2 separate regions of the Homo sapiens genome follow, and region 2 is linked to region 1. A link is a loop called in an ENCODE intact Hi-C map of the cell type or tissue named here. Cell type or tissue: tibial artery. All regions are shown on one strand. Links, peaks and the distances in the headings refer to the core of each region. The heading gives the core; the rest is flanking DNA. Region 1 overlaps LGALS3BP (galectin 3 binding protein). Region 2 overlaps TIMP2 (TIMP metallopeptidase inhibitor 2).

The links. A loop is a pair of places that touch in the nucleus more often than their neighbours do. Peaks named below come from ENCODE experiments on the same cell type or tissue, not always from the same donor. Only the 100,000 strongest peaks of a DNase experiment are listed, where the experiment ranks them.
Region 2: it touches region 1 in a loop (2.8-fold over the local background); 14 of 110 quality-filtered maps call a loop at or near these places.

Annotation. Positions count from the first base shown.
Region 1 is chr17:78,963,455-78,978,946 of GRCh38, forward strand. It overlaps LGALS3BP (galectin 3 binding protein), which reads right to left. Exons shown (of 6, transcript NM_005567.4): 2 at 13,686-13,760; 3 at 12,511-12,702; 4 at 11,234-11,365; 5 at 9,516-9,768; 6 at 7,801-9,250. The coding sequence starts at 13,737. The coding sequence ends at 8,122. Among named protein-coding and RNA genes, the nearest start is that of LGALS3BP, 8.7 kb to the right of the region's middle. RefSeq lists enhancers at 11,633-11,927, 12,722-13,405. In tibial artery, for the core only: a CTCF peak has its summit at 8,019 (motif pointing left); DNase peaks (open chromatin) are centred at 7,997 and 11,989; H3K4me3 peaks cover 649 bases; H3K27ac peaks cover 2,055 bases.
Region 2 is chr17:78,876,527-78,892,018 of GRCh38, forward strand. All of the region lies in intron 1 of TIMP2 (TIMP metallopeptidase inhibitor 2), which reads right to left. CEP295NL (CEP295 N-terminal like) reads right to left here. Exons shown (of 3, transcript NM_001243540.2): 3 at 14,053-15,492. The coding sequence ends at 14,112. Among named protein-coding and RNA genes, the nearest start is that of CEP295NL, 19 kb to the right of the region's middle. RefSeq lists enhancers at 2,347-3,240, 3,241-4,132, 4,927-5,427, 7,281-7,575 and a silencer at 12,484-12,533. In tibial artery, for the core only: a CTCF peak has its summit at 3,374; DNase peaks (open chromatin) are centred at 6,765 and 7,355; H3K4me3 peaks cover 2,932 bases; H3K27ac peaks cover 6,114 bases.

The DNA.
Region 1 (15,492 bases), core at 4,734-12,733:
GCTACCATGGGACCAGGCCTGGCTTAGCGTCCACCAGAATGAGACCCTATGGAGAGAGGGGCCCCACCTTCCCAGCTCTTCCAGCCACCCCAGGTGAGGCCTCTGACATAAGTGAGCCCAGCCAACACCATGGGGAGCAAAGGTGAGCCCTCCCAGGTGAGCCCAGCTGAAATGACAACCCACAGGGTCAAGGCGGATGAATGGTTATTGTTCTCATGGTTTTTAGCCACCGAGTTTTGGAGCAGTTTGTTACTAAGCAAAAGTTAACCGCACAGCCACCTTACTTAATTCCCGCTCAACTCCTAGCCTTCCTATCAATTCTGTGACCTTCATAATTTTTTCCATAAATCTTTTTTCTGTTGAAGTTAACCAGAGGTGGTTTCTGTTGGTTGAAACTAAGAACACTGGCTGGTATAAAAATTAGTATGAGGCTGGCCGGGCGCAGTGGCTCACACCTGTAATCCCAGCACTTTAGGAGGCCGAGGTGGGTGGATCACGAGGTCAGGAATCGAGAGCATCCTGGTTAATATGGTGAAACCCCGTCTCTACTAAAAATAATAATAAAAAAAATTAGCTGGGCGTGGTTGCGAGTGCCTGTAGTCCCAGCTACTCGGGAGGCTGAGGCAGAATGGCGTGAACCTGGGAGCTTGCAGTGAGCCGAGATCGTGCCACTGCACTCCAGGCTGGGCGACAGAGCAAGACTCCATCTCAAAAAAAAAAAAAAAAAAAAAAAAATTAGTACAAGGCCAGGCACAGTGGCTCACACCTGTAATCCCAGCACTGTGGGAGGCTGAGGCAGGTGGATCACCTGAGGTCAGGAGTTTGAGACCAGCCTGGTCTCACGGTAAAACCCCGTCTACTAAAAATACAAAAATTAGCTGGGCGTGCTGGTGCACACCTGTAATCCCAGCTACTTGGGAGGCTGAGGCAGGAGAATCTCTTGGACCCAGGAGGCAGAGGTTGCTGTGAGGCAAGATCGTGCCACCGCACTCCAGCCTGGGCAACAAGAGCAAAATTCTGTCTCAAAAAATAAAAGTTCATAGGAGCTTTACTCAAAATAACAACAAGAACAACAACAAAAACCACCCTCTGAAAACAACCCAAATGCCCATCCCCTGTAGACTGGGTTGATAACCTGTGGTATAGTCACGTAACGGGGTTCACTTCAGCTACAAAGAACAACGTGCGTGAATCTCATAGGCATTGTATGGAAGCCAAAAAGCCTGACACGACACTAGGGAGTGGGTACTCAGGTACGATTCCATTTACATGAAGTTCAAGAGCAGGAACAACTACTCTGTGTCGACAGAAATCAGATTTAGTGGTTCCATGGTGGAGGTTCTGACCTAGAGAGCCTTCTGGGGTGAGGGAAAGGTTCGGTATCTCTATCCGAGGGGTGGTGCCAGCAGTGTTTACATGTAACACAACAATTAACCAAGCTCTACGCTTCCCACATGTGTGTGTGTAATATACCAATAAAATGGTTTTTAAAAATCTCACTGGCAGGCAGGGTGCTGTGGCTCACGCCTGTAATCCCAGCACTTTGGGAGGCCCATACGGGAGGATTGCTTGAGCTGAGGCATTTGAGATCAGCCTGGGCAAAGTAGCAAGACCCCATCTCTAGAAAAACTCAAAAATTAGCTGGGCATGGTGGCACATACCTGTGGTCCCAGCTACTCAGGAGGCTGAGGTGGGAGGATCGCTTGAGCCCAGGAGGTCAAGGCGGCAGTGAACTATGATCACGCCATTGCACTCCAGCCTGGGTGACAGAGTGAGACACTGTCTCAAAAAAATAAAAATAAAGAGGAGCTCAGTCTCGGGATAGACAACTGAGAAAAGTTTTGTCCTTTTCTGCTACCTTCTTCTTGCTGCCTGAAAGGCAGAAGTGATGGCTGGAATCTCAGCAGCCATTGTAGATCATGAGGGTAGCCTTGAGGGTGGCAGGCATACAATAATGGTGTACAAATGGAAGAAGTCTACCTCCAGAAAGGGTGCCTTCTCCCTTTTATGTGTCAGAAAATAACAAAAAATGTCATATAGAGTCCCTGCTATGTTGGGCTTTCATGATAGGAAGCTGAAGCTAAAAATATCTAGTACAGGTGCATGCATGAGAGATTCTGGCTTTGTGCGCTAGCTTGAGCAGCTGGGAGCAGTGCTAATTATCTTCTCAATTGCTTGACTGAAAACTGGAGTCACGGATGGCCCGTGAATTCCTCAGTGTGTTGTAGAGAAAAGAATCCAAGGCATCGAGGAGCCAGGTGCCCTGGAGTGTGTGCCGTGTGCAGTCAATTGCTGGCCTTGACTCTGGACAGACCCAGGAAGCTCTCCTCCCCCAAAAGCCCGCCCAGGGAAATGTGCAGGGAAGGAGGAACCAGTCTCCTAGAAAATTCCCTGCGGCTGCTCTGTGTAGGTCAGAGAGGCCCTCTGGAGATGCTGCAATTGAAATGCTTCGTGATGGCCATAAGGTGGAGGTGCACAGGACCAAAACAGGCAGGGAGCTTGCAAAACCCTCACATGATCTGTAGTGTTAGAAAAGCTCAAGATCCGGGATGGGCGCGGTGGCTCATGCCTGTAATCCCAAACACTCTGGGAGGCTGAGGCAGGTGGATCACCTGAGGTCAGGAGTTCAAAACCAGCCTGGTCAACATGGTGAAACACCGTCTCTACTAAAAATACAAAAAATTAGCCGGGCGTGGTGGTGCGTGCTGGTAGTCCCAGCTACTCGGGAAGCTGAGGCAGGAGAGTCGCTTGAATCCAGGAGGTGGAGCTTGCAGTGAGCTGAGATTGTGCCACTGCACTCCAGCCTGGGGGACAGAGTGAGACTCCACCTCAAAAAAAAGAAAGAAAGAAAGAAAGAAAAGCTCCAGATCTGGTGAACAGAGGCACCTTGTGCCATCACGACAGAGTCGTAGCCTCTCACCCATTTCCTGGATCACCCAGAGCCCCTTGGAAGGAAGGGTGGTCAAATCTCTTACAGAAAGGACCCTGTAATAAAATGACAAGGACTTACAGTACCAAGAATCCGCTTCCTGGCCTTCCCCAAAGAGGCTCTTGGCCGTGAACCCGGCGACCGAGCTCCAGGGCAGGGGTTCGGCAGCTGTCCCGAGGACTTGGTGAGTAGCTTCTCGTGAGTTACACCAGATGAAGACGGCGCTGCCACTGTTTCAGATGTGGCTGATTGGAGTAAATGAGCACACCCCGCACGTGGATGCAGCAGTGGCTGACGGCAGCTCCCTCCCCCTCTCCCTATCTCGGTCTGTCTCTCCTGCGTCCACACACACACATGCGTGCACACACATGCACACACACGTGTCCTGCCTCAGGAGTACACCGGCTGTCTCGTTCTGCTTCCTGCCAACTCATGATGCTACAGTCATCACACTGGACCAAAGTGAACCCCAGTGGGTGCCCTATGTGTGTACCCCTTGGTGCCTTAGAAACGGGCCCAACCTTGGCTAGATCTCTGTGGACTTTTGAGGGGACACATGCCTTACTTGGGGAGTGGCTCCTGCCTCTTTACTAGAGACCCAAGTCTGGTGTCAGAGCACGAGGCCACTGTCTGCTGGTGCAGCTGCCTTGCCTGTGACCTTAAGATCCGTTAGGCCAGGACGTGGGGCTTGAGATGCAGGAAGCTATGCTGATGGGCGTGAGGGGCCCGCGGCAGGCCCGCTGGGAGGACCACCCAGGAGCATCCAGCGGTTTGGAGCTGAGCAGGGCCCTCTTTGGCAGGGAGATTCACTCCTTCCAGCACAACCAGCTTTGGCCCAAACATTCGAGCATGGGTCATGAGCTGCCCTCCATGAGCTGGAAGGACACAGGTGGACGTGGCCCTCAGGAGCGCGGGCAGTCTCTGGAGACATGGGTGATTTTCATCTGTGCCAAGGCTGCCCCACCCTCCACCCAGGGCACCTGGGGCTTCCCCCAGGGCCTTATGGTGCATTCCCTAATACCGGTGACGGAGGTGACGGAGGTGACGGAGGTGGGAGAAACGCAAGCCTGTTTCAGATTGCACTGCGGGCTAATTCCAGGTGGGAGTGGCCTGTTGCCCAGCAGAAAGGGGACCTCGCTTTGGGCAGAACCCGGAGTGGCCAATCTCAGTTTCCGTGTGGATGGAGGGAAGCCGGCCTTGGCCACGTGACCTGTGGAAGCAGCTCAGGGTTTGATCAGAGATGCCAGGGCTGGAGGGAGGAGGATGGAAGAATGAGTAGCCGTGAGCTTTGGGAAGAGAGCAGGGACCGGCGTCTTGGGATGGCCACAGAGATGAGGATGCTTCTGTCCCCTGACTGTTCCCTGAAAGGCCCCACTGCAGTCCTATGCTGGGGTGCCTACCCCGGGGTGTGGGGACAGGTGTCACAGAGTGTCACTCTGCACCTCTACAGCCTCCAGGGCCTCCTCTGCTGAGAGGTGGCCTGTGGGGAGGGAGGCTTTGCACGGGCTCACCACTGCCATGTCACCAAGGCTGATGGGAGCGGACCTGGCGCTCCTGGGCCTTCGCTCGGCGCCTCGATGCCCATGGGGAGCTCCGGCTTCCTGAAGGCCGTGGCTTGCAGCCGACCCCTTCCATCGGAGGAGGCAGCCGCTTGCTCCCCAGGAATCGACACTTACTCTAGATCTGAATGCCCCCATCCTACACGGCCCTCAGTGCCACCAGCCCTTCACTGACTCAACACCTTTCCCACCCTGTTGGCCACCCACAGACATGCAGGTGACTCAGGAGCTGCAGTCAGGCCGTGGGCTCATGGTCACATGTGTCACCTATCACACATTCAAGGGCTCACGAAACAGGAAGGCTGGGATGAAACCTCAGGCTCAGGAGGCCAGTGAAGGGAAAAATGCAAGAGCCTGGCTCTGCGGACGTGCTGGGCGGCAGATGAGACAGCCCCGGAAGTCCCTGCCTCCAGGTCCCCCAAATCATCCTTTCCTCCCTCCCTGTAGACAAGAAAATGCTGCCCTCCACCTGTGGACGCACCAGCTCAAGGAGCCCATCTGCATTTCTCCTTGTTCAGAATGCACAGCAGTGAGCCATGGGGCCCTGAGCAGGGCGCCCATCACCTAGTGCAAAGGTTCTGCTTCTAGTCCTGAAACCTGGGTTCTGTTTTTTTGTTTGTTTTTTGTTTTGTTTTGTTTTTTTTGAGACAGAGTCTTGCTCTGTCACCAGGCTGGAGTGCAGTGGCATGATTTCGGTTCACTGCAACCTCTACCTCCCGGGTTCAAGCAATTCTCCTGCCTCAGCCTCTTGAGTAGCTGGGATTACAGGTGCGTGTCATCACGCCAGCTAATTTTTGTATCGGGGTGGGGGGGTTTTCACCATGTTGGCCAGGATGGTCTCGATCTCTTGACCTCGTGATCCGTCCTCCTTGGCCTCCCAAAGTGCTGGGATTACAGGTGTGAGCCACCACACCAAGCCGACACAGGGGTTTTGCACCCAAGAGAGGAACGTTTCCACGATGAGACATCTCCACGTTCCTTCAAATTGGCAGTGAAGATGGGGATTCGCCTCTGGGACCACGGTGCCTGTGGGTGAACAGGTGAAGAAGGGAGGAGTGTTTCGGAGGCTGGGATGGTCGGTCCTGACTGTCCCGGGGGAACAGGGCTGCCGCTCAAAACTGCAAGCAGCACGGAAGAACTCCAGTGACTTCTCAAACTCCTGCATCTCCCAGCCCCACACAGGGCTATGGCCTCCCTTGCAGGCAGGACCCACGGGGCTCAGAGTTCCCTGGAAGGAAGACTCCAGTTACCTTCCCTGGCCGTGAGATGCCAGGGAGCACGGAGCGGGAGAGAAGAGAGCTGCTGTGGTCCTGGGACTGACTCGAGAAATGGAGGCTGTGATTCTGGTCTTTGCCATGTCTGCCACGCCTCTACCGTGACATCGCTTTTCCTTCTTCCTCCTGATCTCATTGTGGTTTGTCCCCAACACTGGTCTTGGCAGTGGTCCGTGGCGACGTGGCCCCTCGGTTGCTAAAATGTCAATAGGATCAAAATAGAGGTGGAGGAGATAGGCCGGGCAGAGTGGCTCATCCCTGCAATCCCAGAACTCTGGGAGGCTAAGGCGAGCAAATTGCTTGAGCCCAGGAGTTCGAGACCAGCCTGGGCAACATGGCAAAACCCCGACTCTACTAAAAATACAAAAAAAGAAAAAAAAATTAGCCAGGCCTGCTGGCGCACATCTATAGTCCCAAGTACTTTGTAGTCCCAGAGGCTGAGGCGGGAGAATCACTTGGGCCCAGGAAGCAGAGTGTGCAGTGAGCCAAGATCGTGCCACTGCACTCCAGCCTGGGCGACAGAGTAAGACACTGTCTCAAAACAAACAAAAAACATGTGGAGGAGGGGATGTCCTGCCAGGATGGTGGACCTGGGCTGGACGCAGGATCTGGAGGTGGGGGGGTTGGGGGAGCAGAGGCCTCCATCCAGTACAGGGAGCAGCTGCCTTCACAGGCAGGAGGTTTTGTGAGACTGCTTTTGTTCCTTGTGGCACCTGTGGGGAGAGGGTGGGTGGGGCGTCTGCTGCCATCTTGGCTGTTCAGCACCTGAACCTCCCTCCCATTAGGGGAGCCCCTGTGCCACCTCCTGTTCCAGAGGCCACACTGTTGTCCTCCCAGACCGTGGCACAGCGGCAGGTGCCAGCCTGAGCTCGGCCCAGCAGGTGCCTCCCTGGGGACTCTGTGCCTGCAACGGGCCATGGAGAAGCAGGGGCAGTTTTGAATTCCTGTTGGTGGTGAGCGACGTTCTGTGCCCAGAACCTGCTGTGGCATTGTCACGGATGTCCCCCCGGCATCCAATGGGTCCCCCAGCCTCCCCTGAGACTCTGTGGTTCCCAGGATCTTCCAGCGCACCTCTACCCGCCTCACTCAGCCCAGGGGAGGTGCCTTTTATTTGTAGTCAAGCACCTGTTGGTGGGTATTGACGTCGTTTCCAATTCTTCACTCTTACAAGGCTGAGATGAGAATCTCTGTCCCCTGTCCCTGTGGACCAGGATTTCCAGAGCGAAGGTTCCTAACTCCTGCTGTTCGTTCTCCCTCCTCCCAGCTTCCACAGTCTGCTGTCTGCTGCTCTCCATGACCCAGCCCGGTCACGTCTTCCAGAGACCCGATCGCCCCGCCGGAGGTGCAGCCCTGACCTTGCCACCTCAGCACCCTCTCCTTCCGGTCGGACGTGAGCAGGAGGTAGTGCTGGCAAAAGCACACCCACCCATAGGCCAGGCACGGTGGCTCACGCCTGTAATCCCAGCACTTTGGGAGGCTGAGGTGGGTGGATCCCCTGAGGTCAAGAGTTCAAGACCAGCCTGGCCCACATGGTGAAACCCTGTCTCTACAAAAATACAAAAGTTAGCCAGGTACGATGGCAGGTGCCTGTAGTCCCAGCTACTCAGGAGGCTGAGGCGGGAGAAGCACTTGAAACCGGGAGGTGGAGGTTGCAGTGAGCCAAGATCACACCACTGAGCTCCAGCCTGGGCGACAGAACAAGATTCTGTCTCAAAAGTAAATAAAATTTTAAGAGCACACCTACCCAGATAAGGGGTGAGGGCACCCGTCACAGCCAGACTTTCATGAGCACACACACGCCTGTGCACATGCAATCACACACCCACGTGCACGCATGCAGTGGCACGCACCCTCCTGCTCGTGTCCCACTGTGTCATTGCTCCGGGCTGGGAGGTGTGCTTCCTGTTCCCTGTCTTCCCCGTTAGCCTGTAGCTTCACAAGGACAGGGACTCTGCCTCATGACCTGTCCCCCAGAGCCTGGCACACCTGATGTCTAAACACGGTGTGGACCCAACAACACTTTCTGTACAAACAAATGTAGGAACCTCAATGTAATTTTAATGACCTCAGACCAGTGACAAGGGCAGACTGACCAGGGGCTGTGGGGGGATCCCAGAGCAACCTCGAGGGCGTCCTGGTGCTTACCACCTGGAAACTGGTGAGGTGGTGGGAGAACTCCTGGTGGACCCTAGTGGAAGCCTTCCAGTAATTTCTTGAAGCTGAGCGCTCAGGTGAGTAGGGCGACATCTGGTGGCCGGTTGTTGAAGGTCATTGCAGAGAGGAAGGAAGCCGAGGAGGGGAGCCTGCAGTGAGGGCGTCCTGGGGTTCTCCGGTTCTCACCACCCTTGGGCCACGCCGTCTAGTCCACACCTGAGGAGTTGGTCAGGTAGAAGGGGCGGATGACCGTGCGGAAGCCGTTGAAGTGCCCTGCCGGGCAGGGGAAGGAGGAGGTGCTCTTCGAGCTGTTGGTGTCCAGGGCACTGGGAATCGCAGCCTTCCAGCCCTCGAAATCGGTGACGTCTGCCACGAAGAGCCCTTCGCAGAGCATCAGGGCTTTGTTTTCGTAGGCAATGGTGCGATCTGAGCCGCCAGACTTGGTGAGGCCCAGGACAGGGAGCTCGTCCGAGGAGCAGGAGAAGCCGTAGTTCCAGCAGCTCTGGATGGTGGGGAGGTAGACCAGGGACCAGGACACCCTCTTGTCCTGGAAGAGGAAGCTGGGGTGTTGTGGAGTCTGGAAGGACTGGTAGGGGTAGTATCTGTAGTCAGAGGGGGCTTGGAAGTAATCAGAAGAATATTTGACCAAAGGCCCCCGTCTGGACTGATAGACCAGTTGTGACTTCCGTGCACTCCAGGAACTGTCTGTCACAAAGGCACTCCAGGTGGGCGAGGTGTAAATCCGGGGCTTGTAGGTATCCTCGGTGAGGTTCAGGCCTTTGTACCGGGCCAGCAACTGGAAGGGCACAGTGTGGAATTCCAGGGCCTGCAGAGTCTTCTTCTGGAACAGGGCCTCGTGGCTCCAGTACAGGGACAGGTTGAACTGCAGCTCAAAGAGCTCCTCAGGGAGCATCATGGGGAAGCGGATCTTCTCCACCAAGCCCTCCACCTCCTCATGGGAGGCACGCTCCCCCCAGCTCCAGGTGTCCACGGCCTTCAGTAGGGCCAGCTCGCTGGGCACCGCCAGGTCGCTCCTGGGCAGCAGCAGTTGGAGCAGGTCTGTGGGGACACTGGGCCAGGCCTCGGCCTGCGTCAAGGCCTCGAAGTTCCAGGCCAGGAACTGTAGGCAGAGCTTCTCCAGCAGGGCGTCCCCTGTGGCCACTGCATAGGCATACAGGTCCAGGGGCATCTGGAACGAGGGGTCCTGGGGGAGGAGGATGGCAAAGAGGCTTGCGCAGTAGCCCTGCAGCTGCCTGGCCCCATAGGCAGAGGCCAGCTTGTGGAAGCACTTGACTGACGACAGGGTGATGTCAATCCTTCGGGAGTAGAAGTACCTGGGGAGAAAGAAGGAGAGCAGATGCCGGCCCCACAGGACAGCAGGGGAGCCCTGGGCCCAACTGTCCAACACAGCCACCTGAGTGCACACAGTGTGGGAGTGAGCATGCGTGTGTGTGCAACTGCGTGAGTGCATGTGTGACTGCGTGTGTACATGTGCATGCATGAGTATGTGCAGGTGTGTGTGTGGGGGGCTGTGCTTTTGAAGAGGGGAGGAGGACAAAGCCCCTGGCGGCCCCAGAGCCTGAGGACGAGACGGCTCACCTGAGAAGGTCCCTGACCATGGGCACACACTCAGCATCCACACTCATGGTGACATTGCTGCCCGGCTCCTTCCACAGGGCCTGGGCCTCCAGGTTGGCAGTCAGGATGACCGTGTGGCCACAGAAGCCCAGGGCGTCCTCGCCCTGCACATTCACGCTGATGGACAGGTCGCAGCCCCGCTGGCTGTCAAAGATCTGGCCAAGGGCCTCCGAGAGCTCCCTGGAGAGGTCCAGGGTGTGGGTGCTCCTGGTTTCTAAGAAGGGGCGGGAGGGAAGTGGGCTGCGTTAGGAGCCGGGGCACTGCCACTCTCTGGGGTCAGTGTCTTCATCTGAAAGTGAGGGATTTGTGGCTGCCTCATTCACTCTGGAAGGCTCCTGGGAAGACGAGGGACAAGAGAGACCGGAAGTGTCGGATTCCTGGACCCTGAGGCCCCGCCCCTTCCAGCCCTGGGGAACAAGAGCAGCTAGGACCTGGCCAAGCCTGTCCAGGCCCCCGCTTTAGGCCCTCTGCTCTGTGCTGCTCCCCCGACTCAGGCAGCAGCTCCGCATGGAGACTTGGTGGTACTGACTCCGGAGCCCCCACTCCCCAGCCTTGGTCACCAATCACCACTAACACCAAAACCACTGCCTGCTTAGATGGCCTGAAAAGTTAGGGTCCTGTGGCAACCCCATTTTAGAACTCCGGGGGTCCTCGAGCAGCTTCCTGTCGGGGAGAAGGCCTGCAGAAGTCATGGGAGGCTCCCGGCTCGGGGGTCAGTGTGGTGCACCCTCTCCCCTTCTTTGAGCCCCTCTCAAAGCCTAACTCAAAATGAAATCCCATAGGTTTTTCTTCGCCACAAATATAGTAGTTTTGAAGTAACTGTGACCTTTCAACCAGGTGGGCTTGCCCTGGGCCTCCTAAAACCTGAGCCACCGCAGGACCCCCAGCTCCCTCCCACCTGCACGCCTTACCACAGCTCTCCTGCCCCAGGAGCTTTGGCCGTGCGCCCATGGCCCCGTGTGCTCCCCGCCGCCTCCCCTGGCCCCCGACAGCCCCATGGCGTCTCCTGGGCTTCCCCCACTGTGAGTCCAGGCTCAGCTCCAGCCACTTGTCCATCCCATGTGGGCACAGGGGCTCCCTGGGATTCGACCCGTCCTGCCTTAGGGGCCTCCAACTCCTGGCAAAGGGCAGTGGGCAGGAAATGCCCAGGTTGTCACGTGCAAGCCCAGGAAGAGCCACCTCGGCATGAAAGAAAAACAAGAAACTCAGATCCAGAGGCTCCAACCTGCAGAGCAGCCTGGGTTCCCTCCAAACTGGGCCAGGTTGGGGGAAGCAGGCTGAGGCTGCGAGTAGCCGGGACTCCCTCCGCCAGGACGGGCTTGAGCCTGTCGCGTGCTGTGAAGTGTATTTCTGAGCGGACGCTGGCATTTCAGGTCAGGCTGGAGCCAGGTGTCATGCTCACTGAAACTGTGGCTCACTGCCCCACACTCGGGTTCTGCATGGAGACTTGGTGGTTCTGGGTGTTTCTCCAGAAGGGGCTGGGGAGGAGTCTGGGACTGTGGGACTGGGAGCTGGTGGGCTCTTGGGACGTCTGGGCCTCTCCATGCGGAGTGGGCAGGCGGTAGTGGAAGGAACCTTTGTGTGCTTCATGTGCGTGGGGGGGTGGTGCTGGGAGGGGCAGGGGCCACGGGACCCCAGGGCACACTGGGGCCTCCGCAGGGAGGTGCGCCCCCGCTCACCATTGGTGCAGACCACACCAGCGTCTCTCTCGTGCCTGCAGTTGCTCTTCAGCCAGCCCAGGGACTTGCAGTCGGCCAGTGAGGCCTCGGTTCCCGTGCACTGGACCTCATCCAGCATGATGGGGCCTGATCCTGTGGACACAGCAGATGGCAGGGCTGGGGGCGTGACGACTGCACCCAGGAGTCCCACAGCGCGACTCAGCCCTTTGTTCTCCGCCCCGGCCGTGTGGGTCCATCTGCTTACAGGTCCTTCACCAGCGAACCACGGAGGATATTCCAGCATGGGCTGGATTTGTGATTGCAATGTCAGGCCATAAACTTAGCCTTCATGCTTATAAAGCTTACCGGCTGCTTCAGCGACATCACATTCATGTATAGTAATTGTGTGACTATCCCTGCAACATCAGTTTCACATACTGTAATTGTGTGACTATCCCTGCAACATCAGGTTCACATACTGTAATTGTGTGACTATCCCTGCAACATCAGGTTCACATATTGTAATTGTGTGACTATCCCTGCAACATCAGGTTCACATACTGTAATTGTGTGACTATCCCTGCTGCTAAATAGTTTATGGATTGTTTCTTTTTTTTCCAGAATCGCAACTGCTGTGTCAGTGGAAATCTTCCTGCAGACTTTTCTTTTGAGGAGAAATTGTTTCAATGGGATAAACTCCCTGGAGTGGAGTTTCTGGGCCGGAGGGAACGAGCCCAGCCGAGCTCTTGAACCTGCCCAAGCACCCGCCACCATCACTGGCCAAGTGTGGGTGGAGCAGTCCCATCAGAACTTGATCCGCAGGCCTTCAGCACCATTGAAAATGTTTGCTCATAGGCCGGGTGTGGTAATCCCAGCACTTTGGGAGGCTGAGGCGGGCGGATCACTTGACACCGGAAGTTTAAAAACCAGCCTGGCCAACATGGTGAAACTCTGTCTCTACTAAAAAATACAAAAATCAGCCGGGCATGGTGGCAGGTACCTGTAATCCCAGCTACTCAGAAGGCTGAGACAGGAGAATCACTTGAACTCAGGAGGCGGAGGTTGCAGTGAGCCGAGATTGTGCCACTGCACTCCAGCCTGGGCAACAGAGCGAGACTCCATCTCAAAAAAAAAAAAAAAAAAAAAAAAAAAAAAAAGTGTTTGCTCTTGCTAAATTAATAGGAATCCAATTTGCATGTCTTTGAAACCTGACTGTTTCGTCTTAGGGGATTTGCCCCTCCTGGGAGCTGGCTGTGCTGTGGGTCTCAGCCTCAGTGGAAGGGGACAGCAGGCCCTACCTTGCCCGAAGGCAGCTCTGCCCAGAGCCTGGGTGGCGTTCTCGAAGCCCAGGGCCCGGCAGACGACGCTGGCATCAGTCAGGTCCCACAGGTTGTCACACACAGTGCCCCACTGGCCTCTGTAGAAGATCTCCACGCGGCCCTGGTTGGTGGCGCCCCCATCGGCCAGCCGCATGTCACCATCGTTCACGCCTGCAGGCAGAGACCAGCGAGGGCGAGGCTGGGGCCTGCAGCACCCACCGCCCACACCTCCAGGCCCCATATGCTGTCCTGGGTCTCCCCTGCTGAGCTTGTATTTCAGGGCTTCAAGGTCCCCTGGCCTCTCCATGAGGGGCACCTCCATGAGGGAGGAGTGGAAGATACATACAGCCCCCCCTACCCCGCAAGGAGGCCAAACTCGCCTTTCCTTGTTTTAGGGGTCTCAGCCCTTCACTCCATAGACAGAACAGGGGCAGAGAAGCCCTGAGTTCTCCAGCACTGGGAGTGGAGGTGGCAAGACCCTGAGGGAAGGATAGGAGGGGAACGGAGGCCCCGTGCTGACCCGCCCTGCAGAGGGTGTCTGCAGTTTGGGGGTGCTGGCCTATGGGGGCAGCAGGCCTAGGGACCCCTGGGAGCACAGGCAGAATGTTTCCAGGGCAGATAATGGGATTCCCCCGCCCCACATGTCCTTCTGGGACTCAGTCCACCAACACTCCAGCCCCTACAGGAGCTGACAGAGCCGGGCAGGAGCTGGGTGCCTGAATCCAGTCGGGGGTACATCTGGCTTCCATGGGGCCCCCAGGATGAGCATGAGCTTCCAGGGGCTCACAGTGTAAAGAATGTGAGGAAAAGCAGCCAGGACCCTCTGGAAGACTGACCTGCGTCCAAGGCCACTGACCTCACAACGGCCCCTGTGACTGCTGGTTTGATCAGCCCCTCTGGTTCCCTCTGGACGGAATGGAGGATTCCCTAGTGTCCTCTCTATAACCTGCATCTCACCTGAACCCAGGTGAGCCCCCGGGAACCTCCAAGTCATCATCACTGGGGATACCTGGTGCTTCAAGCAGGAGAGAAGATCTGGCTAACCGCTGGGCCCCGGGCCCCAGGCAGAATATCTCCTTGAAGCTCTGAGCAGCCCCAGGGTGCACCAGCCTTCCACACTTCTGCTTTTGGTATTTCCCAGGGGCTCAGCTCACCTTGGGTTCCTGCAACCAGCAGCCACACCCAGAAGAGCCTCGGAGGGGTCATGGCCGTGCCTGGATGCCCAGATCCTGCAGCAGACAGAAGCGGAGGGGTGAGGCACGGGAGCCAGATGGCCCGAGGCCCCAGGGACTGGCCTGCCCATTCACCCTTCAGCCCAACCTGGGCTGTGTGGCAGGCGGGGTCCCTCTCTTGCAGAGCCCACTATGATCCCAGTAAGTGTGACGTGTGCTGTGGATGCCCCCGCGGGGGCCCCTCACCTGGTCTGCAGTGTGGTCCTGGAAGGATGTGTAACACTTGGCTAGATGAAGCGTGGGCTGGGGGCACCCCCTGGCAGTAAGGGCAGCAAGAATTGGTGACTAGAGGCAAGTGAGCTCATCTCAAAAAACCAGGCCCCGGGCAAGGCTGCCACACGGGCATGGGCGGGGAGATGGAGGAGGCCACAGGCGTGGGCCCAGGTCGGGAGGCCGGGTGAGCCTGGTTAAGATCTCGGCCTTAAGCTTCAGGCAACAGACCCCTGCAGGGACTGTCCCAGAGGGTCTCAGCAGGCAGAGACGAGGCTGCAGCCTGGAGAGTGGATGGGAGGGGACTCGTCAGGAGAGGGCACAGAATCCGGGCGAGGGGTGACAGAGATAAGTGGCAGGGAGATATATCGGGGCTCCGTGGTGTTCCGATGGGGAAGATAGATGAAAAGGGTCAGGGCTGCAGCCCAGGGTGGGCCAGGCTGGGGGAAGAACAGGGAGGAAATGCTGAAGTATCCCCAAGACACTGACACTCAGGCCAGGACTGGGGAGGTCCGGGTCTCCACCTTCTGGCCTGGTGTTCTTGCCTCCGTGTAATTTCCACGCTTTTGTCTTCGTCTGCCTCCCTCCCCCACACCCTGCCAATGGAGAGACAGTTATGGTTTCTCTGGCTCGGTAAGAATCCTGTGATACCTGACACTGTCCCCTCAGTTCAGCAAGCCTGGGGCAGGCCTCTGGGTGGCACTGCTGTGGGCACCGGCTGGGAGTCTGGGCCTGGTGACCTTGAGGCTGCTTGGAGGGGGCCTGGTGGACGGCTGCAATGGCATCCCCAGAGCTTGTCGGAAATGCAGTCATGGCTGGCCTTGCCCTAGCCCCTCTGCATGGGAGTCTGCATGAACAAGCGCCCTGGGAGCTGGGTGCACTGGCTGGTGAGCAGCTTTGCTCTGGGACTCGTGCTCGCTGGCACTGTGCAGCCACCCCTTGTCGGGGCTCCCCGGGCACCACTGGAGGCCTTACCGTGACCCTGAGAACCACCTTAGTTACACCTCACCTTACAAGTGAATGAGCTGACACCCAGAGAGGCAAATGGGCTCCACATCCACAGTCAGTGAGCCACAGGCAGGGGGTCTGCTCGGGGGAGCCCACCTCTCCTCCCTGTGTCAATGTCAGTAGATGGCTAAAGGGGCCAGGGTGTGACCGCCTGTCCTGTGTGCTGGGGACTGTGCTGGTTTTAGCACTGAAGTTTCCCTGTGTCCTGGGAAACCCCTCAGTCCCAGGCACGCCGGTATGGGTGGACGCCCTCTCCACTTCTGCCCCCAGCCACTTCACTCTGCTGCAGCCACTAGGTTTGTCCGTCCTGGGAGAGTAACTCAGGGCCTTGGAAAAATGGCCAACTGGCCAGGCGCGATGGCTCACGCCTGTAATCCCAGAACTTTGGGAGGCTGGGGCAGGTGGATCACTTGAGGTCAGGAGTTCAAGACCAGCCTGGCCAACATGGTGAAACCCCGGCTCTACTAAAAATACAAAATAATAATAATAATAAGCTGGGCATGGTGGTGTG
Region 2 (15,492 bases), core at 222-8,221, 91 kb before region 1:
TTTTTTTGAGACGGAGTTTCACTTTTGTCACCCAGGCTGGAGTGCAATGGCTTGATCTCAGCTCACTGCAACCTCCACCTCCCAGGTTCAAGCAATTCTCCTGCCTCAGCCTCCTGAGTAGCTGGGGTTACAGGTAACTGCCACCTTGCCAGGCTAATTTTTTTTTTTTTTGGTATTTTTAGTAGAGACAGGGTTTTAGCATGTTGGCCAGGCTGGTCTCGAACTCCTGACCTCAAGTGATCCGCCCACTTTGGCCTCCCAAAGTGCTGGGATTACAGGTGTGAGCCACCACACCCAGCCTGAACAGGCAAGTTTCTTCCGCCCCAAATGCCATCTCCCCTCTCTGCCTGGAGAACTTTTCTTCATTCTTCAAGACCCAGCTAAAATAGCCCTTTTCTGTCTTCCTCTGGGAAATCCTGTCCTTCTGCAGCACTTGGTATATTCCCCATCTCTTTTCCATCCTGCTGTCAGTTCCTGCACACCTGTCTGCTCAGGGCCCTGGGAGGTCCTAACAGGTTGAGGCTAGATTCTGACTGCAGAACAGTTGGTGCTCACTAACTCTTTGCCAGATGGAGCTGAGATGACGCTGACAACTTTGGGCTGGTGGCCCAGGTGCAGTTTGTCCTTGGCTCTCTTGCTCCCTGCCTAATCTATATACCTTACGACAATGCTGCACCAAAAATGTTTATGCAAATTAGTCAATGTGCCAGATTAACTTGGTCAAAGTTTGCTCTTCATGTAGCAGAGTCACCAGCTCACAAGCAAACCAGGGCCAGGCACGGTGGCTCACTCCTATAATCCCAGCACTTCGGGAGGCCGAGGCGGGCGGATCACTTGAGGTCAGGAGTTTGAGACCAGCCTAGCCAACATGGTGAAACCCCATCTCTACAAAAAATACAAAAATCCCAGCCACTTGGGAGGCTGAGGCAGGAGAATCGCTTGAACCCAGGAGGTGAAAGTTGCAGTGAGCTGAGATCATGCCACTGCACTCCAGCCTGGGCAACAGAGTGAGACTCCGTCTTTTAAAAAAAGAAAAGAAAGAAAAGGAAAAAAAGCAAGCCAGCAGAATCCAAAGGAATCAACAGTTCCAGTAGGAGCAGCAAGCCGGCCTTTATTACAGTCTGCTGAATTCTGTATGTTATTTTGGAAATTTCTGGAGCTGCTTTTCTTTTCTTTCTTTCTTTTTTTTTTTTTTGAGATGGAGTCTAGCTCTGTCATCCAGGCTGGAGTGCAATGGTGCAATCTTGGCCCACTGCAACCTCCGCCTCCTGGGTTCAAGCAATTCTCCTGCCTCAGCCTCCCAAGTAGCTGGGATTACAGGCACGCGCCACCATGCCCGGCTAATTTTTTGTATTTATTTTAGTAGAGACGGGGTTTCACCATGCTGGCCAGGATGGTCTTGAACTCCTGACCTCGTGATCCGCCTGCCTCGGCCTCCCAACGTGCTGGGATTACAGGCATGAGCTACCGCGCCCGGCCTTGGAGCTGCCTTTCAATGGTCCACTAAGCCGCACAATGCTTAACGCACAATAGGCACTCAACAAGCATGTCACTGGAGTTCAGAAAATAAGCAAAGATTACTTCAAAACGGCCAAAATGTTGCATCCTACCATGGGCATTGAGGTTCACATGCTGTTCTCTTACAAAAACGCCTAAGGCTCCCAGGTGGCAGCTGGGCACTTATTTGAAGGAGGCAGCAAGAGACAGAGATCCTGCATTCACCCCTGGATGGCTGCGTGATCTTTGAGAAGCTCCTTGACTTCACTGAGCCACAGTTGTTCACACCTAAGACAGAGACGATGACAACAGTCTTGACACTTCACAAGGTCGTGGTGACTGTTAGAGGGGCTGGTGTGGAGGCTGCGGTGCCCGGGAACTAATGCGTGTACAGTTCAGGACCACGAGCATCGCATAGACAAGCAGGGCGAATTCTCCCGCTCCCGTGGGTGAGGGATTGGGACGGTGGCATCATGCCACTCAGGTACACAGACCCGGTCCTGGTCAGCAGGCCACAGACTCTCGATTTGATGCAGCTTCCCAGCGTGCTAGCTTTGCCTGGGGGCTGCAGATTACACACTTTCCTTCTTTAAAGTGTCAGAAAAGAGGAGGCTGGTCAAATCAAGGGTCCAGGGTAGCCACGTGGGGTTAGGACTAGAAAGTGAACTGGCGAGGAGGCCGCCAGATGCCTGCAGGGAAGTGGGGGTGAGGGGCAGGGAAGTGGGGGTGAGGGGCCTGGAGGAGCAGAGCCTGAGGGCATCTCCATCTCCCCTGGGCTGCTTTAGTCTGCCCCTGGGGAACAGAATTCAGATTCTTCAGGGTCCCTTTAAATTGGGGGTGGGCACCTCCTCCCCCACTTTGCAAAATGAGAAATTACATGAAAGAAGGAAAATGGGAATCAAGAGAGGCAAAGAAGGACCAGTTCCACGGCAACCTTCCCCAAAGCACCAGCACGCCGCAGACATGAAGGAGAGGGGCCAGCTGACAGCTCTGATCGGTGCACACCAGTTGGCATAGCGGGATCTGCACCGCTGACCTGCTCAGAGCAGCGGGTACCTGTCGGGGGTTGTTGCCCAGAGGTGACAGCAGGTGAAGAGAGGGTACAGGGTGAATCCTGCATACAGCAGGCCTTGCCTGGGAGGAGCATCCAATCCAGGCAAGATGACAGACGATGGATAGGAACACAGAGAAGGAGAGTTTCCAATGCCCAGTGGTGGACAGAGGAGGAGGGAGAGAGAGCTCTCCGGAATACATTTCCATGCCAATGGCAATGGTCCGCACTCTGAGCTCCAGGATGGACCACCAGTTCTGTAGGGGAAAGCAGGCCACTTCAAAAGAGGGAGGGCCTCTCCGAGTCCCAGGCCATGTGAAGAACAGGGCTGGGGAAAGCGAAGAGACATAAGGAATCTGGGAAGAAATGAAAATTGTGGCACAGACACGTTTACTGAACACCTACTGGGTGCTGGGCCTGGTGTTAGGCACTGGGGTGGGTGTCAGCCCATCTCCTGTCCATGCCCCCGAGAGGGGCTGCTCTGCTCCTCTGCCCCTTCCCCAAGGAGCCAGAGGCAGCTGCGAGAGGGGGAGTCTTTATAAAGACTCTCGTTCTAACTGCCCTGAGCCCAGAAACCACGGCCTCTCCCTGGGCGTCTCAGATTTCGTTTTTCCTTCTTTCCCTTCTGCTGTGAACACAACATCTGGGTTTGAGATCAAGGGTGATACACTGGCTGATGAATTCACCGCCAGATGCCGGCTACTGGAATGTACAACCGTCGGCTGAATTCAAAGCACACGCAACTGCAGGGTCCCCACCCCCACCCCTCCAGCCCAGGACACCATATGATGTCACTTCCCCCCTGCAAAAACAATCCCGAGCGCACCCGCCAGAGTGGGGACGGAAAAGAACCGGGTGGGCGGAAAACCAAGGTCGCGGGAGACGATCCAAAGAGGATGGGCTACGGTCAGACTTCGACAGTCACAACCGCCCCTGGAAAACCATCAGAGGCCGGACCGGCTGCTGCTGCTCTCGGAGGGGAGCAGACAGTGAAGGGGGCTTGCTGGAGAACCTGGTGTCACCAGCATGTGCCAGGGCCAAGGGCTGGCCGGAGGGGCGGCACTCTCCACAGACTCCAACCACGCCAGCCCCAGGCAGAGACGCCACGGCTTCTGTGGCACGGTCCTCCCTTGTTCTCTCTCCTCGGTGTCCCCTCTGCTGCCATCAACACGTGGGTCCTGCGTCCTCACGTCCCCTTCATACACCCACCAACATCTTTCCAATCCTCCTGTGTCCACAGAAGTACTATGGAAGTTCCTGCGGAAAATAAGAACAAGCCATGCCCACAATTGGGGGAGGGAGACAGACCCCAAAAGAAAATTGCCTCGAAAGGCCGGGTGCAGTGGCTCACACTTGTAATCCCAGCACTTGGGAGGCCAAGGTGGATGGGTTGCTTGAAGCTAGGAGTTCAAGACCAGCCTGAGCAACATAGCAATACCTCATCTATAAAAAACAAAATACAAAAAACAAAAACAAAAAAAAACAAAAATTAGCTGGGCGTGGTGGCATCTGCCTATAGTCCCAGCTACTCAGGAGAATTGTATGAACTAGATGTTCAAGGCTGCAGTGAGCTATGAATGCACCACTGCACCTCGGTCCTGGGTGAAAGAACCAGACCCTGCCTTTGAAAGAAAAAGAAAATTGCCTGTAAGAAATGTACTTATTCCACACTCATTGAATTCTCTTTATTATCTTGCCAGGGGCCCAACTGCTCGCTGGAGGAATCCCACATGCTATATGTATAAATATACCATATAGAACATTTTCCACTTGAGCCACTCTGCCGGGCTCCCAGGCCCAAGTTTGGGACAGGCAAACCGGTGGATATCAACACCCAACGTCTAGACCACTCACAGCCTCTCCCCGGGGCACTCCACACACTGTAACAGCATAGCGCCTGTCTCGGCTACGGGACGTGCTCAGGCAGCGGGAGAAGGTGGCCCACTGTCCCTCAAAGTCACCTGTCTGCCCAGACGAGGTGCAGGGATCCCTGGGACTCAGAAACACATTCGGCTGCTAAATACAAAGTCAAAACCCGGCCCGATCATCTGCACCTTGTGTGCACACTGACTCGGACTGGGAGGGTTTGCTCAGTATCACTGGAGGGCACTGGCCCCTCCCAGCCGTCCACCCTCTTCTGCAGGCTCCAGCTTTCACCTGGGGAGGGGCGCCCATAGGACCAGCACTGGCAGGGAAAGCGCCTCCTTCCCCTCTGTCCTGTCCTGCTTATGGCCCAGCGGAGAACGCCAAGGGGTCCCCATGTTCTCAACATGGGTCATTCCTGGGAGTCGGGTGGGGGCTTCACACATGTGCCAAAGACCCTACTGGCCCACATCACTAGTGGGTGGGGGGCATTCTGATGCTGCAGCTGGGTCAGAGTCAGCCCAGAGCACCCACAGTGGCAATGAAGACCAGTGGCCACTGCATGCATCCCAGGGGCCAGCCCTGGAGGACTCCACACTGCGTAGACGCAAACGCGGTAACTGCAGGCCGGAGCCGCAGACGTCTTCTGAGCGTCATTTGGTTCATTTGGCTCTGGGTGGAATTACATGCCAGTCATTTCAGAGGAATTATCAAAGAAACCATTTTCTCTCCCGGATGAAACCCAACCTCCACTTACTCCTGGGGAGGATCCAATGGCAGTTGCAGGTGGACTCAGCTTTGTTCTTTCACTGGGAAAGGACTGTGACGTTCCACGCCTTGTCTAAACTCTCCAGAAAAGTGGGGTGCCATGAGTGCCAATGTCCACACCCTCAAATCACACAGTTAGTAACGCCCTTGCTAACATCTGTAACTATAACTTGGCGTTGCCATTGGGGATGAGAGTCTCTTGTCCCTTTTGGGTGGATGTAATGACACCATATGGCTGGTCAACCTGGCAGGGGCTCCATATCCTCTTTTTTTTTTGAGATAGAGTTTCGCTCTTGTCGCCCAGGCTGGAATGCAATGGCACGACGTTGGCTCACTGCAACCTCGGCCTCCTGGGTTCAAGCGATTCTCCTGCCTCAGCCTCTGGAGTAGCTGGGATTACAGGTGCCCGCCACCATGCCCGGCTGATTTTTATTTTGTGTATTTTTAGTAGAGATGGGGTTTCACCATGTTGGCCAGGCTGGTCTTGAACTCCTGACCTCACGTGATCCACCCATCTTGGCCTCCCAGAGTGCTGGGATTACAGGCGTGAGCCACCTGGCCCGGCCTGACCATTTTGATTAATATGTCTAAAGCGCCAGCTGAGGGTGTACCAGGGGCCCCTCTGCCCCAGCCACCCACAAGATCAGAGTCTGAAAAGGGAGGTGAAGCCCACTTTCCCCACTTCTGGTGTCTACACCCTCAGCTCAGGACAGATGTCCAGTAACACAGCTGTGGCCCTGCCCTGCAACTGCTGTAATAAATGACTATTTTTCATGGCCCTGCTCTCAGATCGCTGTGGGATCCCTAAATGTTTGTGTGTAACTAATCTCGTTGGGCTTCAGGATCACAGTAAAGACAGCTTAGAAACATGGAAGCTCTCCATTCGGGCAGCACCTCCTTCTTTTAGCAGGATGGGGCCGACCTCGCCAGCTGGAGCAGCAGAAGTGGCCACAAACGCCACCAGGGATGGCAGACGGTGATCCAGGAAGGGGCTGTGCTCACAAGGACCCCAGACCTGCTCTAGTCCTCTAGGTTTGGAGGCCACGCCTCTCCCAACGGAACTGCCCAGGGGCACGGGGCAAGGCTGAGCAGCCAGGAAGTGTCACAAGTGTTGTGAGGTGACAGTGAGGGTTAGCTGGTCCAGCTCACCTTCAGCCTCTGGCCTCAAGTGACACAGCCGGGTGCCCTTGGTGGGCAGTCAGAGGGTCTCCCCCGGGCACTGGGCTCTGCCCTTCCTCGGCCCCTTCATGCCAGCCCCTTTTGGTCAGCGGGTGCGGCAGACCTCCTCCAAATTCACTCCTTTTAGGGAAATGAGCAGAAAAGAGGGCCGTGACTTGGTAATTAAAAACAGCCCTGTGGTGCTGGGCAGGAACCAGGCTCTTCCCGCCCTGCAGCTGCTGTGGAGGCCAGACCCACCCTCAGGTCCTCCAACCTCCTCGGCCCCCGGAAGCCAGCAACGGGGCCTTCTGGGAAGCAGGAAAGACCTCAGCAGAGGGGGCACCATAGGAGCACACTGGACATCCGTCCCCAGTTGAGGGTGTAGACACCGGAAGTGAAGACATGGGGCACCACCTCCCTTTCCAGACTCTGACCTTGAGAGTTTGTGGGTGGCTGGGACAGAGAGGCCCCAGGTCCACCCTCAGTGGTGACTTGCAGCCCTGGTGCAGGGCGGGACCGTGACATCCAGGGTGAGGACAGAGGACTTGGCCAGCATGACTCAGGCCAGGGTGAAAAACGCCTGGAATGACAACTACTCAGAAAAGATATTTTGTTGGGGAGGGTGCGGAGGAGGGTGGGGCAGAGAAGGTAACAGGGTGCACAACAGAGATCAGGGAACAGAAGCGCAGCCTCAGCCGGGGCCACACCGCCTGCCAGCGGGCACCTGGGGGTGCTCCAGGCCCTGCCGCCCCAGGGAATGCTCCCTCCCCGGCTGCCTGAGATTCTAGTGCACGTGAGCTGCTGGCCACTGGGTGCCCGTCTCCATGGAGACCAGCTCTCCCATCTCACTTCCTGCCCATTCGTTTTGGCTCCTCTTGGGAAACAGCATCTATCAGAGCACCTCAGCCACGCAGAGCAAAGCCGCCCTCTCTGCCCAGCCTTCCTGCCGCCCTCCCCAACCCCAGGGCCCTGCCCCCTCCCTCTGCAGCTCTGGGAGGACCTCGGGGCCCACGTCCCGCTGCCCTCCCTTTCCCTGGTGGGCCAGCAGGTCTCATGCCAGAGCCTCCGGCTCGGCCCTTCCCATTCACGTGCTGCTGAATCACTTGAAAACAATGCACCAGACCCCGGGAGGATTTGCTGAGAACAGTGCGGCTTTGTGGAGGGAAGTGCAGCTCTGCATTTTCTCCGTCAAGACCCACGGAACAGCCAAGCTCAGCCCTGCAAACCCTAAGCCAGAGCCGGAGCAGGGACAGGAGCAGGACCGTGCAGGGCAGGAGGCAGAGGGAGCCTGGAGAGGCACCGAGGAAACCCCTACCCATCCCTGCAACCCGCCCCCCTACAACAGATGAGCAGGGGGCCAGGGTGACAACTCCGGAGCCAGGGGCAGCAGCAGATTCTCTCCTCGCACTGTTGCTGGGGGGCTGCGACAGCGCGAGGTGGGCAGGGCACTGTTCCTCCCAAGCCGATCCATTTTTGGGGACGAACGTGAGGTCCGGGCCCAGGCTTCAGGCTCATTGGCACTGACTGTCTTTGAGCCCTGGCTGTTCGTCGGACCCAGGGTCATGTGGCCTGTGGGCTGAGCCTGACTTGCTGCATTTCTCAGGAGACAGAAACAGGGACATGAAGGACATGAAGGCTGGAATCCCAGGGTCCACACACCCAGGAAAGAATGAAAGCAGGGGGGCTGAGGTCCCCACTCCCCTTTCCCTTCCTCCTCAGCACAGCTTCCCAAACAAGCCCCATGCTGAGCGGCGCCCCCAGACTCCCTAAGCTTGTCCTGGGGGGTGTGCATCTGTGTAGCCCCGTCTCCAGCTGGAGGACTTGGCCTGGGCTGTCACAGCAGCTGCAAGTGCAGGCTGCACCCCAGCCCTCCGCCCCGTGTCTTCTTGGAGATCTCGATATAACCCCCTTGCCATTTGCACGAACTGGAAGAATGACCACAGGTCAGGGAGGGTGCTCTACCCACCCGTCCACTCTAAAAACCCTATTTCCTTTTGTCTTATGTGTCGGAGATCCTGGTCACACAGGGCTTGAAGGGGAAGGGAGATTTGTGCGGAGAGAAGATGGACGCCCCAGGGCAGCTCTCAGGGTGGGGTCACATCCAAAGCCCAACTGGCCAGCAGGTTGGGGGGGAGCAGGCCAGGAGGTGAACAGGTAGCACCTGCCAGACCCTGCTGGCCCCCCTCAGCCCATGGACAGCTGACCTCGGCAGAAAGCACAAGCAACGCTGCTGCTCCCCGTCCAAGCCTCACGGACCAACAGGGCGACCCACGCACCACTGCTCAGCCACGGAGGCCTTCCTGGGTCCCTGTGGTTTGGGGAGAAGGACCCACAAGGCAGGGAGCAAAGATGGGGCCGGAGGACGAAGGTTCCAGCAAATGCAGAGTGAGGCGCGAACACGGAATCTGTCCCCCAAGGGTGGGGGCAGAAGCACCAAACCAGAGCAGAGCTCTAGAAGGTGCAAAGTGTTCGGAGCAGGAGAACCGTGCGGGGTACCTGGAAGTGCCTTAGGATGAAGGTGAACACGGCCACCACATCTGGGATCCTCACCGCTGCTGGCATGGCAGTGCTCTCTGGAAACCTCAGGAGCCCCACACCCTTCCGGGTGGCTCCATCCCTTGTTTTACAGTCAAATGAAGGCTGGGCAAGGGCTGGGGTGTGAGTCCAGGGGGCACCCCTGAGCCCGCCAACATAGCCCTATGAGGTGCCTGGCACTTCGGGGAGGATTTAGGCTCGCAAGGCAGGGGGCAGGCCCTGTGCACTTGTGTCCGGAAGAGAGGTGGTGGGAAGAGAGATGCTGGAAGCTGGGTGTGAGGGGTGTGAGGGGTGTGAGGGGCAGGAGGTGGAGGGCCAGGCCTTGGAGGAAGTGCAGAAACCTTAACACTCTGCCCAGGTCACCTAGCTGCTGGCAAATGGCAGAGCCAGGGCTCCAACCCCGGCAGTAGGGCTCTCACCAGCTCCTGGTGGAGGCTCTGGGTGGAGGCATGGGACGGGGTGAGCCAGGGGAAGCTGGAGGCTGCTCCACAGCCCTTTCTACCGCAGTCCAGCTGTGCCAAGGTGACCAAGGGGGGAGGGGAACACAGGCACTGCCAGGCCCTGGGATGGAAAGTTACTCATGACATCTCCGTAAGAATCACTGGAGGGCCATGGTTTTGGGTGTGGACATCCTGGAGGGCTGTTTTAGTGCCCACACCAATGCCCTAGTTAAAGAACCACCCTGTCCCCTTAGCCTTCTGCAGGACAGGTGGGAAAGGGCCGGGTGTCTGGTCCTGCTGCCAGGGGACAGTGCAGGTGTGACCGTCCGGGCAGAGATGAGTCACCCTCCACACTGTCTTGCTGCCCGTCTCCACGCCTAGTTTTAGCTCGTGTGGTCAAGAAGGGGCGATTCCTCACCTAGAACACATGGGTCACAAATGCTACCTTTGAAAATGGAAACAAAAATAACCCACTCAAAGGCAGGCTGGTTCCCCCATCAGACTGTGGCTTCCAGGCTAAGGCAGGAAGACCTCGGCTACTCAATGTTTGGGCCCCATTGTGGCCATGGCTTTTAACTCAGTCATGCCATAACACCCTCTCTGCCCTCTCAGACAGAGGTGATGCTACACTGACAGGCGGCTACGCTCCAGGTCTCCGTGTGCAAAAAATAGCTGGGCACAAGGCAAGTGCAGAAACAGCAGGAGCACGGTGACACCCCACCCCGAGAAATCTATGTGGCTTTTGAAAAACAGCAGCCCTCCTGACCCCCAGTTTCCTTCTTAATCATGTTGAGCCTATAGCAAATTGTGGAGTGGCTTTGCAACCCTAGCCCATGACATTCTGGAAGCAGAGGATAGAAAGAAACCAGGCTAAGATCAAAATTTTCTTCTTCTTTTTTTTTCCCCCTAAGACAGGGTCTCTGTCACTGAAGCTGGAGTGCAGCGGCGCAATCACAGCTCACTGCAGCCTCGACCTCCCAGGTTCAAGAGATCATCCCACCTCAGCCTCCCTAGTAGCTGGAACTATAGGTGCACGCCAGTATGCCTGGCTACTTTTTGTTTTTATAGAGACACAATCTCACTATGTTGCCCAGGCTGGTCTCATATTCCTGGGCTCAAGCCATCCACCTGCTTTGGCCTCCCAGAGTGCTGGGATTACAGGTGTGAGCCACCATGCCCAGCCTCGAATTTCCTCTACTTGGCCTGAAGCAGAAAGCCACAGACAACAGAGACCTAAGCTACTAATGATTAAAGAACCCAAAAGCAAAAACAAAAGAGTCTTGTGGGATGCTACTCCCGCCCCGTCCAAATGAGCGTAACGCTTGTTGGTTCCACGAGCTTCGCATTCGCCAGGGAAGTCCGGCTTGAGTTTCTCAGAGGCGTGCACTTGGGGTCCCACTGAGCACCTTGTCCTGCACAGCCATAGTTCCAGCTTTTACTCACTCATCATCTGCGTCCTCCACCAGAACGGGAGTCCTGTGGTTCCATGTGTGTGGCTCACTGCTCATCTCTAGTGACTGGGACAGTGTCTAGGACTCATATCTGTAAATTTATTTATTTATTTTGAGATGGAGTCTCCCTCTGTCCCCAGGCTGGAGTGCAGTGGCATGATCTCAGCTCACTGCAACCTCCGCCTCCTGGGTTCAAGCGATTCTCCTGCCTCAGCCTCCCGAATAGCTGGGACTACAAGTGCGCGCCGCCACGCCCGGCTAATTTCCGTATTTTTAGTAGAGACGGGGTTTCACCCTGTTGGCCAGGCTGGCCTCGAACTCATGACCTCAAGTGATCCACCTGCCTCGGCCTCTCACAGTGCTGGGATTACAGGTATGAGCAAACGCGCCCAGCCTCATATTTGTAAATTAAATATTTTATAAGAGCAGGTCAATCTTTTTCTGGGGAAAAAAAAAAAAATAGGAAAAAAAAAAAAAGAGCAATAAACGGGATCTTTCCCACACCTACATCCCAGCTGTGCCAAAAGCACTTTTTGACACCCGGTCCTTTGATTCAAATGCATCAGAGATATAGTCCTCTTTTTGGAAACAAGCACGAAACTGGAGAAGCTATGATCCTGGAAAGAAGCTCATACACGCGATGAGGATATGCTGCAGTGAAAATGAGTAAGAGGCGTTTGTGTGATGTGGATGAATTCAGTAACCGTGCCGAGGCCAAAAAACCTAGCTTTCAAAAGACTCCACATAATATCCTTTTTATAAAGTTCAAAACCAAGTAAAACTAAACACTATGTTTAGCATACATATATGGATAAAGATAGGGAGGGCTAAACCCCAAGTTCAGCAGGTATATATCTTTTTGTTTCTTTTTTTTTTTTTTCCTTTTTTGAGATGGAGTCTCGCTCTGACACCCAGGCTGGAGTGCAGTGGCGCAATCTTGGCTCACTGCAACCTCCACCTCCCGGATTCAAGCAATTCTCCTGCCTCAGCCTCCTGAGTAGCTGGGATTACAGATGCCACCACCACGCCCGGCTAATTTTTTGTATTTTTAGTAGAGACAGCGTTTCACAGTGTTGACCAGGCTGTTCTCAAACTCCTGACCTCAAGCAATCCGCCCGCCTTGGCCTCCCAACGTGCTGGGATTACAGGTGTGAGCCACCGCGTCCAGTATCTTTTTGTTTCTGAGACAGGGTCTCGCTCTGTCACCCAGGCTGGCAGTGGCGTGATCACAGCTCCCTGTGCGGCCTCAGTCTCTGGGGCTCAAATGAACCTCTTGCCTCAGCCTCACGAGTAGCTGGGACTGTAGGTGCAGGCCGCTATGCTCAGCTAATTTTTTATTTTTTGTAGGATAGGGTCTCCCCATGTTGCCCACGCTGGTCTCGAATTCCTGGGCTCAAGTGATCCTCCTGCGCTGGCTTCCCAAAATGTTGGGATTGTAGGTGTGAGCCATCAGCAGGTATATGTCCAAGGAGGCAGCAGGGGGATGGAAAAGGGAGGTAGCGCACAGGTAGTGAATATTCTGGGTCTTGGGTCTGGGTGATGGGCTCATGGTACTTCATTATATTGTCTACAAAATATACATAAGTAAGGCCATTCGTGGACCAATGATACTAATGTGTCATGAACAAAGATTGGTTGATCTAAGTCAATGTATCTGAGGTTGTTGGAAGGGAGGGAGAGAGACAGACTCTGAAACCATCCTAGTACAGGGATCAGCAAACTATGGCACAAAGGGCAGATGCCGCTCACCACCTATTTTTGTAGAGTCTCATTGGAACCTGGCCACGCCCTTTCATTTACATCTCATCTGTGGCTGCTTCTGAGCAGCTGCAGTAGAGCTGGGTAATTACCACGGGGGCTGCACAGCTGGCAAAGGCTAAAATATTTACTCTCTGGCTCTTTGCAGAAAAAGTATGTTGATCCCTGTGCCTGTCCCTAAGACTGCAATTGGCAGAAGAGAAGCTACCCAGTGTGAGGTCTCCATGGCTCTGGTGGATGCCAGGTCAGTGGCAAAGCTAGCGGGGAGGAAACTGATCAAACACCCAGGTGCCGACACCCTTGCCAGCCCCAGAGGGAATCACCCAGCGGGGCGAGGGTGGCTTGTCTTCTCTTTTCCGTCTACTCTCTTTTCTCTTAAAGTTATAAGAATGTATTAAGCGACGTGCTATTTAAACAATGTTGGTTTTGTTGTGACTTTGAAAGACTAAGAGGTTTTAGCTTTGGTTCAATCTCCGTTAATGTCTCAGCCTTGGCTAAGCACTAAGTGATCTATCTCCTGAAATTGTGCCCGTCTGACCTTGGGTGCCCCTGAAAGGCCAGTGTTTATTTGGCTAAAACATCTGAAGGGCTTAAATGACCTGGAGTCTCCATCTGTGCCTGTGGCCCCTGAAAACAGACTGTCACCCAGGCTGGAATGTAGTGACATGATCGGCTCTGGGAGATGCATCCACAGCACATGGGCTAGACACACCCACTGAAACCCACACGGGTTCCTATTTTTGTATATAGGTGGTTTCCCAAAAGGGACTTCGTTTTAAAGGCAAGACTAGGCCAGGCGCGGTGGCTCAAGTCTGTAATCCCAGCACTTTGGGAGGCCAAGGCAGGCGGATCACGAGATCAGGAGTTCAAGACCAGCCTAGCCAACATGGTGAAACCCTGTGTCTATTAAAAATACAAAAAATTAGCCAGGCATGGTGGCAGGCGCCTATAATCCCAGCTACTCGGGAGGCTGAGGCAGGAGAATTGCTTAAGCCCAGGAGACAGAGGTACTGAGTCGAGACTGCACCACTGCACTCTAGCCTGGGCAACAGAGCAAGACTCCGTCTCAATCAATCAATCAATCAATAAAGGCAAGATTAGGGAAAGAGTCCCTGTGAGGGAATGTGCCCTGGAGGACGGTATAATGACAGATTGCTTTTTTTTTTTTTTTTTGAGACGAGTCTCACTCTGTCACCCAGGCTGGAGTACAGTGGTGCAATCTCGACTCACTGCAACCTCCGCCTCCCAGGTTCAAGTGATTCTCCTGCCTCAATTTCCTGAGTAGCTGAGGTTACAGGCACATGCCATCACACCCAGCTAATTTTTATATTTTTAGTAAAAACGGGGTTTCGCCATGTTGGCCAGGCTGGTCTCAAACTCCTGACCTCAGGTGATCCTGAGGCCGACCTCGGCCTCCCAAAGTGCTGGGATTACAGGCGTGCGCCACTGCACCCGGCCCCAGATTGCCCATTTTAAAGAGGCCTAATAGTCTCTGAGGCAATGACGCAAACACAGATCTTAGAGACCCGGGTACCAGTGCTGGCAGCACCATTATCAGTGATGTATTTACCCCGGGTGGGCCTCTCGCATTTAGCATATGTTCTGAAACTCCCGCAAGCATTTCCGGGCTTCTTCAAGAAACTGCTTGTGCAACCTGTTTTGCTGTAAGATCTGCTGCTGCTGGTCTCGGATCATCTGACTGTGCCGGTCGTCGTCGGCGAGGCTGGTGCCCGATGGGGAAGTGGTGCTGAGCTCAGATCCTCTCTCCCTTTCCTGGGCTCTCGTGGAGGAGGACTTCAGATGGGCCAGTCGAGCTCTTCTTTGCTCCCTCCTCTCTTTTTCTAGCTCAGCTTTGTAGTGGATTTCCAAGCTCATATCTGGGTGTTCCATTTGTTCAAGCGATTCCAGTTGTTTTTGTCTTCTCTGCTCCATCTCTGCTTTCTGCCTTTGCCTGGATGCCGTCGAGCCCACTCTGTCTGCCTGGTCTTGAAGGTGGAGCTGAAGGGAGCCCTCTGCCAGCGTGCCCAGTTTGGGGGTCTCTTGTCCAGATTCAGTGCTATACAATAATGAGTCCTCTTTGTTGATAAATATACCTGCCTCGGGAGACAATGTTTGACTTCCATTTCTAAACGTGGGCTTGACCGTGCCCTGATATTTTTGGTTCTGGGCCTTGCCCATGAACGTTTTCAAGTCGGTCTTGGACGCTGCCTGCTGCGCCTCCTCCTCTGCTGGGCTCCTGGGTTCCCCGGCAGGCAGCATCTCTGGGTCTGCCATTTTCTTCCCTCTTGGGGTCCCAGCGCCACACTCTTGCATCTCTGAGAAGGCATGCCCTTCCCCAGGTCTCTGGTCCATCCTGGGCTTCAGTGCCAGGTACAAGCACAGGTGTTTTTTCAGCTTTCTGTTTATATTAAACAACTCTTCAAAGGCCAACTCCAGCTCTTTCTGCCACTTGTTCTTCTCCCGGAGCGTGCACTGAGATGCTGGGGACACGGCTTCCCTTCTGCAGCTGGAATCAGCTGGCCACAGCTGCCCGAGGTCTCTCAGCTTCCCCTCCAGACTCTGTCCCTGAGAGCGACTGGTCAGGGCTGGAACAAAGCAAACTGCCCCCTTTCCCAGTTGCCTCCTCCCCGCCCGAGCTGTTCCTTTCTCTTTTTCCTCCACAAGCCCGATTTCTCCCACAGCAGCCACGAGTGGGTTTGACCTTTCTAGGTCCGCCCCTTTGCTCCTCCGAGGATGGATGGCACAGCGGCCACCCCCAGACTTGGTCGAAGGTTCTGGCCTTCCCTTTCTCTTCTCAGGCGGGGCCAGGTGAGAATTCATCCGACCCGTGGCTTTTGTAGTCTGTGGTTTCTCTGGACTCGCTGCTGTCTTCCGGGGCCTGGAGTGCCTGGGGTGTTGCTGGCCCAACTCTTCCCTGCAACTCCTCTCTTCACTAAGGGCTGCTCTATGCTTCTCCTTGGCCCTCGGGGGC